Linked DNA regions of Homo sapiens: region 1 is linked to region 2. Evidence: chromatin contacts called from ENCODE Hi-C or POLR2A ChIA-PET data. All regions are on one chromosome and are shown on one strand. Each heading gives the region's core, a stretch centred on a gene start or an enhancer-like site at or near the end of the contact. The rest is flanking DNA. Distances are from core to core; before and after follow the strand shown. Region 1 overlaps P3H2 (prolyl 3-hydroxylase 2). Region 2 overlaps P3H2 (prolyl 3-hydroxylase 2).

Region 1 (4,665 bases), core at 1,416-3,915, 88 kb before region 2:
GGAAATACTGGCTCTATTCTTTTACTAAGTTTTCAAACTTGTGATATTGATTATATTTGGCCTGACTGTGGCAGAATTGTCTCGATACAATGACATAATCATGGATGATCAGTCAAAAAATCTGAATAATTGTTCTAGTCATTCCTTTTCTAGCTGCCTGACTTTGGACCAGTCATTTACACCTCTGAGTCTTGTTTCTTTTGTCTTCTAGTGAAGAAAAGTGGTCCTCTTCCTTTACAGGATGAACAGAAGGATGTTTCTCTGTATTGGCTGTGTTAGGTGTTTTGCGGATTACAAAGTACTATATATGTCTTTTTATTATCTCAGTTTTATCACTTCCTGTTTTGGGTTGGGCAGAATGTCAGAGAGACCCAGTACCCCACTGTTGTTGCTGTATTGTACTCAGGACATCAAGGCTATGAGCTTGAGTCAGCCTTTCCAAGGCCACCATTGTCCCAATGGTTATGGAGCTGTGCCTGGGTTCTGTGGAACCTGTAGGGAAAATGTGAATCAGTGGGCTGTTTTACTTGGCTGCTAAATTTGGTTCACTGTTTCATAAATCAGAACAAGTCTGTCTAGAATGGTTCTGGTTGCCATCAGCAACCAGGGTCATAGAATTCAAGGACATCAGATATGTAAGAGAAATGGAAAATAACTTTTCAAAGGAATGCCTTCTGCAAGAATCCCGAGGCTAGTTGAAATACTAAAGAAAGCTAAATAGAAACTATAACTTCAAGCTTGGAATTTCCTGCTTGTTACTTGGATGTTGTCATGAGGACTTGGTCCAAGATTTTGCTTTCCTGGGTGGAAGAAATAGTGTCAGTATTGGATTACTGATTAGTGTCTTTGCAATGTACAGAGCTCCATAGTTCCAGTCAGTAGAGCAGATGTTAATTTTCCAGAGAAACACATTCTCGATTCTGGTTTTACAGTGTATCAGATTGTCACCTATTGCTCTATATCAATGTTTGTGGAATTCTTAAAATTAATCAAAATTATTTTAGTTCATGCTAGCTACATAGCACCACTTTTTTATTCTTGGGAGCCAAGTTGATAATGGGAAAAGGATGTGAAATTTTTATCATGTAAAATGAAAACTAAATGACTTCATGAGAATTTTTCAGTGAGCCATTTAAACTTATAGCGTATAATCTTCAATTTTAATGAAATTTTCATTAATGATTAATGTGGTGAATTTTTCTAAAACTTACCAAAAAAGCCACCAGCATATTAATTATTTTCAGTGTATCTACTGCAAATCATTTTGACAACAATGTTAAACCAAACCCAAAACAAAGCAAACAAACACTGTAAATAGTAGCAATCACTTTTTTTCTTCCACTCAGTCACATTTTCAGCAGTGCCATCTACTCTCTCTCTTCTCCATCCTGGACACCTTTGATGACTTCAGTTTCTGAAGATGACTTGTGGTTCATCACGATCCTTCCTTTTTATCCACTCTCCAGCTACCAATGCCTGTGAGTTCAACAACCGTGAGGACACTGCCTTAATAATTTTCCTTTAATTTTCTCAGATTTCTTTATCTGATTTCACCCTTTCTAGCTATCCAGCAGAACTTTCCTCTATGGCCTTCGTTCCTCTTTCCCTTTCTCTCCAGACCAACCCCCAACTCATGGCCAACCTCTTTAGCTAGTCACGTGTATAGAAGGGTAGGGCCATTTGCATTGCAATAAGGATTGATGATCATTCTTTTCCTCAACTGTCTGTCTTGTCAAGCTTTACAGCACTCCACCACTGTTCACTGAGCACTGCAGACAAATGACACAGAGCTATGTCTCTGCCGTCTACTATGTATTCGCACTGCATGATCACAACTAAGGTTTTAGAGTTGTTTATCAATTTTCTATTATCGTTGCTTAGTATTATTTCTTAGAATTGATGTCAGAATTATTTCTACTTCTCAAACTGTGTCCCTTCATTCTTTTCATGATTTTATCTCCCACACTACTAAGGAAAGCTCTAATAAAGGGAGGAATTTTGGGTGGTGAATTGGAGTAGGAGAAGAGAGATCACATGTATGAGACACTAAGCAGGTGAAATTAATAGGTGTTTGTATCATTTTTGGGGGGGATTAGAAAGTAAAGGAAGGGGATCAGAATTGACTCGGAGATTTAAAGCCTGGGTGATTGATGGATTGTGGTTCTATGAGCAAAAACAAGAACTACAGGAGCGGATGTAGAATAGGAAGGAAGGATATTATTTTCCTTTGCCCCTTCTTTTCCTCTTTGTCTTTTTAAAAGTCTCATTATCTTTGCTTAATTGCCTTAAATAAAATATAAAAATTTACTGCTTGAAATGAATGAGCTTTCAAAATAAAAGGGCACATACCAGTAAGACTGAAAAGAGTTCAGATCCCAGCTTCCCGAAAGAATAATCCTCTTAATAAGGCAGCTGTAAGCTCTCTAATGCTGGATAACTAGAACAGCACTCTGCCTTTGGAAAAATGCCATAAGTCCCTTGCACTTTTCCTTATTTTTAAAGATAGCCATGTAAGCAAGATGTAGCTCCTAATGAGAGTATTTTCTAGACTTCGTTCCTTGCCTTAAGCACTAGCTATTTTGCTAAGCAACTGTCTTCTTGGAGGGTTTTGCTTTTTAGCAAACCAAAGATTGACAAAGTTGGTGAGGAAGTGACTCATGGCATTGGGGTTATTTTAGTATAAACTACTTGCCCTGAGTACATGGCCCTTTTATACTATTTCAGCTGAAGTATTTCTCCTTTGATAGAAATATAGAGTTGCTAAGACCAACTGGATTTTTTTTTTTTTTTGACGGAGTCTCGTTCCATCGCCCAGGCTGGAGTACAGTGGTGCAATCTCAGCTCACTGCAATCTCTGCCTCCTGGGATCAAGCCATTCTCCTACCTCAGCCTCTCAAGTAGCTGGGACTACAGGTGTCCACCACCATGTCCGGGTAATTTTTGTATTTTTAGTGGAGACGGGGTTTCACCATGTTGACCAGGCTGATCTCAAACTCCTGACCTCAGGTGATCCACCCACCTCGGCCTCCCAAAGTGCTGGGATTATAGGCGTGAGCCACTGCGCATGGCTGGAAAACATTTTTACATGTAAGACATGGCCCCACTTATTTAATGCACATCAGTAAAACCTAGTTCCACGTTGTTCCTATTCTAATACATCAGGTTATGCTCTCTCTTCCCTTTCTTTAATATCTCAGCCTCTTTGCATGTAACATTTCCTACTTCACAGAGAATGTCAAAACAAAACAAAAGAAACAAATATGGCATCTCCAACATCTCTTTGCTTTCACACTGTCAGAATACTGTTTTCCTCTGCCAGCCTATGTACTCTTTAAAAAGCCTCATTTGCCATCATTCTTTTCAGAATTATCAGGTACTCTATTTGTTAAGGATCTGGCTTGTGCCATCTTTCCTTTGAAACTTATATTGATTGGTATTTATAAAGAAAACTTTCTAGTACAATATATATAAGCAAATAGCCATTTACAGACATTAAGATGTAATCACCTGTCCTAAATTGATATTGTAGTAACACTTCCTTTCTTTTCTTAGTAATAATGGGAAATAGGGGCATCCTATTATATCATTTCATTAACTATGAATTATGCAGAAGTGTAAAGTTGAGAGTGTATAGTCATTAAAAGAAGTTACTGTTAAGGTAACAAATGTGTCCACTTCGTGTTTCCATATGGCAATCATGACTCTTAGAACCACTTCCATCAATCTGAATGCTTTATATCAGACCAGAAAGCATTTAGCAAATTTGAGCTTAATGCTGTACCTTGGTAAACACAATCCAGAAGCTAAAATGGTCTCCACAAATCCAAATCAATACTAAAAGCCAACACATAATTTTTGGATTACTTGGCTTTTGATTTTTTGTGGCTGAAATTCCTCTTCACTTGCACAATAAAAAACTAGCTTTGATATTTATTTTATTTATAGAACAAACATTATATTCCAAATAAGACTGAATACCTGTGTTGGCAGGTAGAAAGAAGCACAGTCATACCTTATTTGTTCATAGTTTTGAGAGATGGCAGGCGGAATAAAAAAATAATACATGAGAAGGCTATGATAGTATTGATGAGGGAGTAGGTAACTGAGTGAATGAAGGAAACTTCTGTGAGAAATTGACACTGAAGTTACGTCTTGCAAAGGAGTAAAACATTCCACACAGAGGAAATGGGGTGGGGCTCTCCAAGAAAAAGGAATAATGTGTATAAAGACTTGGTAGTGTTCAAGTGCCTGGTGAAGAATTCTACTAGGTTTACAGTTTGTTTTCTAAGGTAATAGGTGGTAAATTTTTTTTTTTTTTGAGTCAGAGTCTTGCTCTGTCACCCAGGCTGGAGTGCAGTGGCACAATCTGGGCTCACTGCAAGCTCCGCCTCCCAGCTTCACACCATTCTCCTGCCTCAGCCTCCCGAGTAGCTGGGACTACAGGTGCCCGCCACCATGCCCAGCTAATTTTTTGTATTTTTAGTAGAGACGGGGTTTCACCATGTTAGCCAGGATGATCTCGATCTCCTGACCTCGTGATCCACCCGCCTCAGCCTCCCAAAGTGCTGGGATTACAGGCGTGAGCCACCGTGCGCGGCCAATAGGTGGTAAATATTTTTTGAGTCTAAAATATGCTCAGTGAGAACTGTGAAAAATATGTCCATA
Region 2 (4,500 bases), core at 1,362-3,861:
TCCTCAGACACTTGTCATCTATCACAGTTCTATGACTGAAGTGACCAGCAAACCTGTTACATAAACAAGACATGCACAAACTCACCTCTACTTTGAAATAGTGGTGACTAAAATCCCAAGTGTCTATTTGTGAATGTTTGTTTTAATCGAAGAGGTAGCTTCTAATTATACTTCTGCTGCTAATATTCTAGGCAGGTTCTTTATCCACCTGTAAAATGAAACAGTGGGACTATATGATATAAATAGTCTATCCAGCCCTAGTCTTCTATAGACTTAATTGCAATTAGTATTTATAAGATCAATGCAAGTGCCACAAAAATAACAGGACTGATGCTACTCGATATGTTTAGTCAGTAAGTAGATCTCTCCCAAACTTTAGCTTTCTCTAGAATTTACATGGACTAGAACTTTCTTTCTAATATAGTCTCTTGGCTGAGGTACAAAGAAAATGTTTGAGTTTATATTTAACCTGGATATATGGTAGGGATATTTCATATACTGTACAGCCTGAAGGTTATTGCTGTGGCTGGATACTTATAAAAGTGCAGGTGTGATGCCAGAGGAATGTATGAAACATTGAAATGAAAGAACTCTATCATGAAAACCATCTCTTTAGTAAGAGCATGTGGCCTGTCAGGTTAGGAGTACCCATTAGTGAGCTTGATGGGTGACATACCTGCAGAGACCTTAGTCTCCTCTTAAAGATTCCTCCAGGAGGGGTCTTTGGAATAAAATTCCCCTTGGCTTGCAGCCACGATGCATTCCTTTGCATGAGCTGAAATGAGTGTTTGGAAATAACTTTTGAAGTAAATCTTCCCACTCCTATAAAAGCAAGAGTTTATATTTCACAGAAGAACGTGGCGTATTTATACCAAAAAGGTACAAGTGGAAAGGCTTTTGATTTACTTGTTTGCTTTTCTTGCATTGCTCACAGTAAAGCGATTTGAGTGGAATGTTAAGTTTGTTTCATAAACACAAAATGGAAGGGAGACCAAGCATGTTGGAAATTATAATGACAGAATTTATTTGTACATTCACTAAACCCTAAAAGCCTCCTCAAATAATCAAATTTGCCAAGCTATTTTCAGTGTTATCCTAGCATTGTTACAATTTAAAACAGGCCAGGGCCCAAATGATTACTTCTTCTCCCTGATCTATATGCCCCCATGCAGTCTACTCAGGAAACATGTGGACTTACAGGAGAAACACTAAATAAACCCATACTTTGATTCCCAGTGCTTGTGACAAGCATTTGATGTCTGAGGCTTTGTCATTTCACAAAACAATGTTGCAGACACAGCAACAAACTTTTGAAATTTTTTTTCATATTCTCAAGATCAGAAAAATCATTCCCAGGCTTGCATTAAGCTATTTCACTGCTGATTTTCAAAAAGCTATCTTAGAAACAGAAATCCATAGTTAATTGCCATTTTGCTATCATAATTGACAAATTCAAATGATTTGTGACATATGATTTTTGACAAATGATTTGTGACAAGTGATTTGTGACAAATTCAAATGATTGTGACATACAGTTTGAGGAAAAAATGTGATCTGGCTGCTATTGGTTGTAGAGACATAACTGTGGTAGTGAACAATTAGGAAGCTGACTTTTAGCTGTAGTAAATTGATGGCCAGCTAAAATTTTTTTTTTAATTGAGTCACTCGGGAAAGACAACGTTTTTCCCCCTTTATTATAATGAAAACCAGGCAAAATATGAGTCAAGTGTTATCACAACAAAATTTGTTTTTGTATCCTAAAGTTCATTAAGGGGAACTCTGTCCCTGGACAAGTTTTGACTTGGTGCTATAAATTATTGTTCGTGGCCAGGCGCGGTGGCTCACACCTGTAATCCCAGCACTTTGGGAGGCCGAGGCGGGCGGATCACAAGGTCAGGAGATCGAGACCATCCCGGCTAAGACGGTGAAACCCCGTCTCTACTAAAAATACAAAAAATTAGCCGGGCGTGGAGGCGGGCGCCTGTAGTCCCAGCTACTCGGGAGGCTGAGGCAGGAGAATGGCGTGAACCCGGGAGGCGGAGCTTGCAGTGAGCCGAGATCCCGCCACTGCACTCCAGCCTGGGCGACAGAGCGAGACTCCGTCTCGAAATAAATAAACAAATAAATTATCGTTTGTATCATAACGTACCCTTGTCAATAATTACCAGCCACTTTCTGCGCTGGTCCTGAAGTAGAGGTAAGGGCTCATCTAGCTTTTTGAAGCTGTCCTCTTGGGCAGACAAACTCAATAAATGGCCATTTTTATTTCTCTTATTTTTATTACTAATATTATAAAATGCTTTGCCAACTATATAAAACATACAACCTATATGACAAATGCAATTTTTATTATTGGCAACCTCACAAGTTAGATTGTGCTCACCAATACAGAGGTCATGTATAAGAGGAGTAGAGTTCTGTACTCACATAGAGAAACATTGGATTTCTATTTATTTATTTTTCAAAATCTGACATGAACTAGATTCTTGAGATGTTAAAGTAATGACTACTACCATAGTCATGGGATGCTGGCAAAGCTAAGGTATGAAATTAATGACAACTACCTTCAGAATAAACTTTGAAAAGGATTAAAGCAGATTCCAAAAACAGTAGCAGGAAACAAATGTCAGCAAGGTCTTGGCCCACACTGCTTTTCGGTAACCATTAGTCATCATCTGACACCTCAAGGGAGAGTGCTGGACAAACACTGCAGAGGTTAAGATCCCTGCCCAGTTATTCAGTCTTACCCTGTCCTAGCATTTAGAACCAAAAACAACAGTAACATACCAATAGACCATGCACACTAACTTCATTCGACCCGAGGCAGAGACGACTTGTCTACCTTCCATCACTAAGATAATGTGCTCTCCTTCTTACCCAGCAGCCATTCAAATTTTGGCTGTTCCCTTGGTAGGAAGTTAGACAATACACAGATGACTTGAGCGATTTTGTCTAATTCAAAGCACACACTTATTTCTGGCTAATACTTAGATAGTTTTTTTTTTTTTTTTAACATCAAGGGCATTTCATTTTTAATAGTCTCTAATCGGAAATAGTATGTTTAAAAGTTCTGTGTCTTCACTTTAATGTTTTCCTTACCCAGAAAGATGGTTTCTATTTAGATAAGAAATCTTCTAGAAAGCTGATGGAATCTGTTGTTTCACGGAGCTCCTAAGAGTATCCTCATTTGGCCATGGCTATTCACCATTAGTGTTTAACACTAAAATGTAAACATCAAGACTAAAACTTCACTAGAGTGTTTAAAAAAGCAGGAGTCTATTAATCAGAATCAGGACCATAAGTAATTGAGGGAAAGAGCATAAGCAGTTTGGCAAAAGAAAGCACTTTAAGAAAGCATGTTCATTCTTCCTTTCCAACTTACTCCACAGAGGAAATATTACTCTTCAGAAACGTCATTTCCATTTAATCCTTACCAAATTGCATTTTGAAAACGATAAATAGTTACTTATACCTATGACTGTATTTTAGAGTGACATTCCATAAATGCAAAGATAAGTTCATTTTCTACATTAGCATGGCCACCTAACTTGTGAATTAACATGTGTTCTTCAAAGCTAGAAATTTTAAAATGTTCTGCCTTGAGATGTAGAAAAGGAATATATTGTATAAAAATCTCCCTTACTATGGGAGTATATATTTTAAATAGGTTGTACCTTTTGTATGTCCCTGAGTTTCCTTGCTAAGGCAACTATTTGTATAGTTAGATTTTTGAAATGGAAACAAAAACACTCAAAGAAAAAAGTGAAATATGCCAGCTTTAGTTTGACACATTAGAAACCCAACATAATGCCGGGCACGGTGGCTCACGCCTGTAATCCCAGCACTTTGGTAGGCCAAGGTGGGCGGATCACGAGATCAGGAGTTCAAGACTGGCTTGGCCAACACGGTGAAACTCCATCTCTACTAAAAATACAAAAATTAGCCGGGTGTGTTGGCGCGTGCCTGTAATCCCAGCTGCTTGGGAGGCTGAGGCAGGAGAATTGCTCGAACCCAGGAGGCAGAGATTGCAGTGAGCTGAGACCATGCCATTGCACTCCAGCCTGGCAACAGAGCGAGATTCCAACTCAAAAAAAAAAAAAGAAAAGAAAAAAGAAAGAAAGAAACCCAACATAATATAATATAGTTACTGTAAATGACAGTGAATGCAATTCTGAGCTTCCCAGTAGTCAAGGCAAAAGGTGCAACAGAATATATTAGGTAGTTCTCTATGGATGTTAAAATTAATTTTATAAATTTGTCAGGAGATATAAACTGTTTTTTCTTATAACTGAATTGTGAAAATTTCAAATATGGATCTTTTTACAAGTTATATTAATGTATTAACATCATCAGTAACTGTGAAATAAAATGCAAAGTTATTTGCTATATGGCTATTATTTTACTCCAAAAATCTGACTCTGCTATATAGAAATGTTTAGGAATGTCCTAAAATAAGATTAAATTCTCATTCATAAGCCCATACTTTACATTTAAATACTG

Evidence for each region. Hi-C counts contacts between places; a loop is a spot of excess contacts on that map. ChIA-PET counts read pairs that join two places held with the same protein, here RNA polymerase II (POLR2A). Pooled maps may share reads with other maps.
Region 1: a loop to region 2 is called in a map of chondrocyte, with 1.8 times the contacts of the local background. The contact joins two enhancer-like sites. A Hi-C loop is called at or near these places in 1 of 168 maps with a recorded cell type or tissue (chondrocyte), 6 of 37 single-sample maps with no recorded cell type and 3 of 50 pooled maps. POLR2A ChIA-PET finds 5 or more read pairs at or near these places in 2 of 52 experiments (GM12878 and MCF 10A).

Annotation. Positions count from the first base shown.
Region 1 is chr3:190,090,356-190,095,020 of GRCh38, reverse strand. All of the region lies in intron 1 of P3H2 (prolyl 3-hydroxylase 2), which reads left to right. Among named protein-coding and RNA genes, the nearest start is that of P3H2, 28 kb to the left of the region's middle. Within about 2 kb of position 2,665, at least 3 of the 41 ENCODE cell types and tissues checked have a DNase peak (open chromatin) inside an H3K27ac peak, as active enhancers do.
Region 2 is chr3:190,002,007-190,006,506 of GRCh38, reverse strand. The region is part of intron 1 of P3H2 (prolyl 3-hydroxylase 2); the gene reads left to right. Among named protein-coding and RNA genes, the nearest start is that of P3H2, 120 kb to the left of the region's middle. Within about 2 kb of position 2,611, at least 3 of the 41 ENCODE cell types and tissues checked have a DNase peak (open chromatin) inside an H3K27ac peak, as active enhancers do.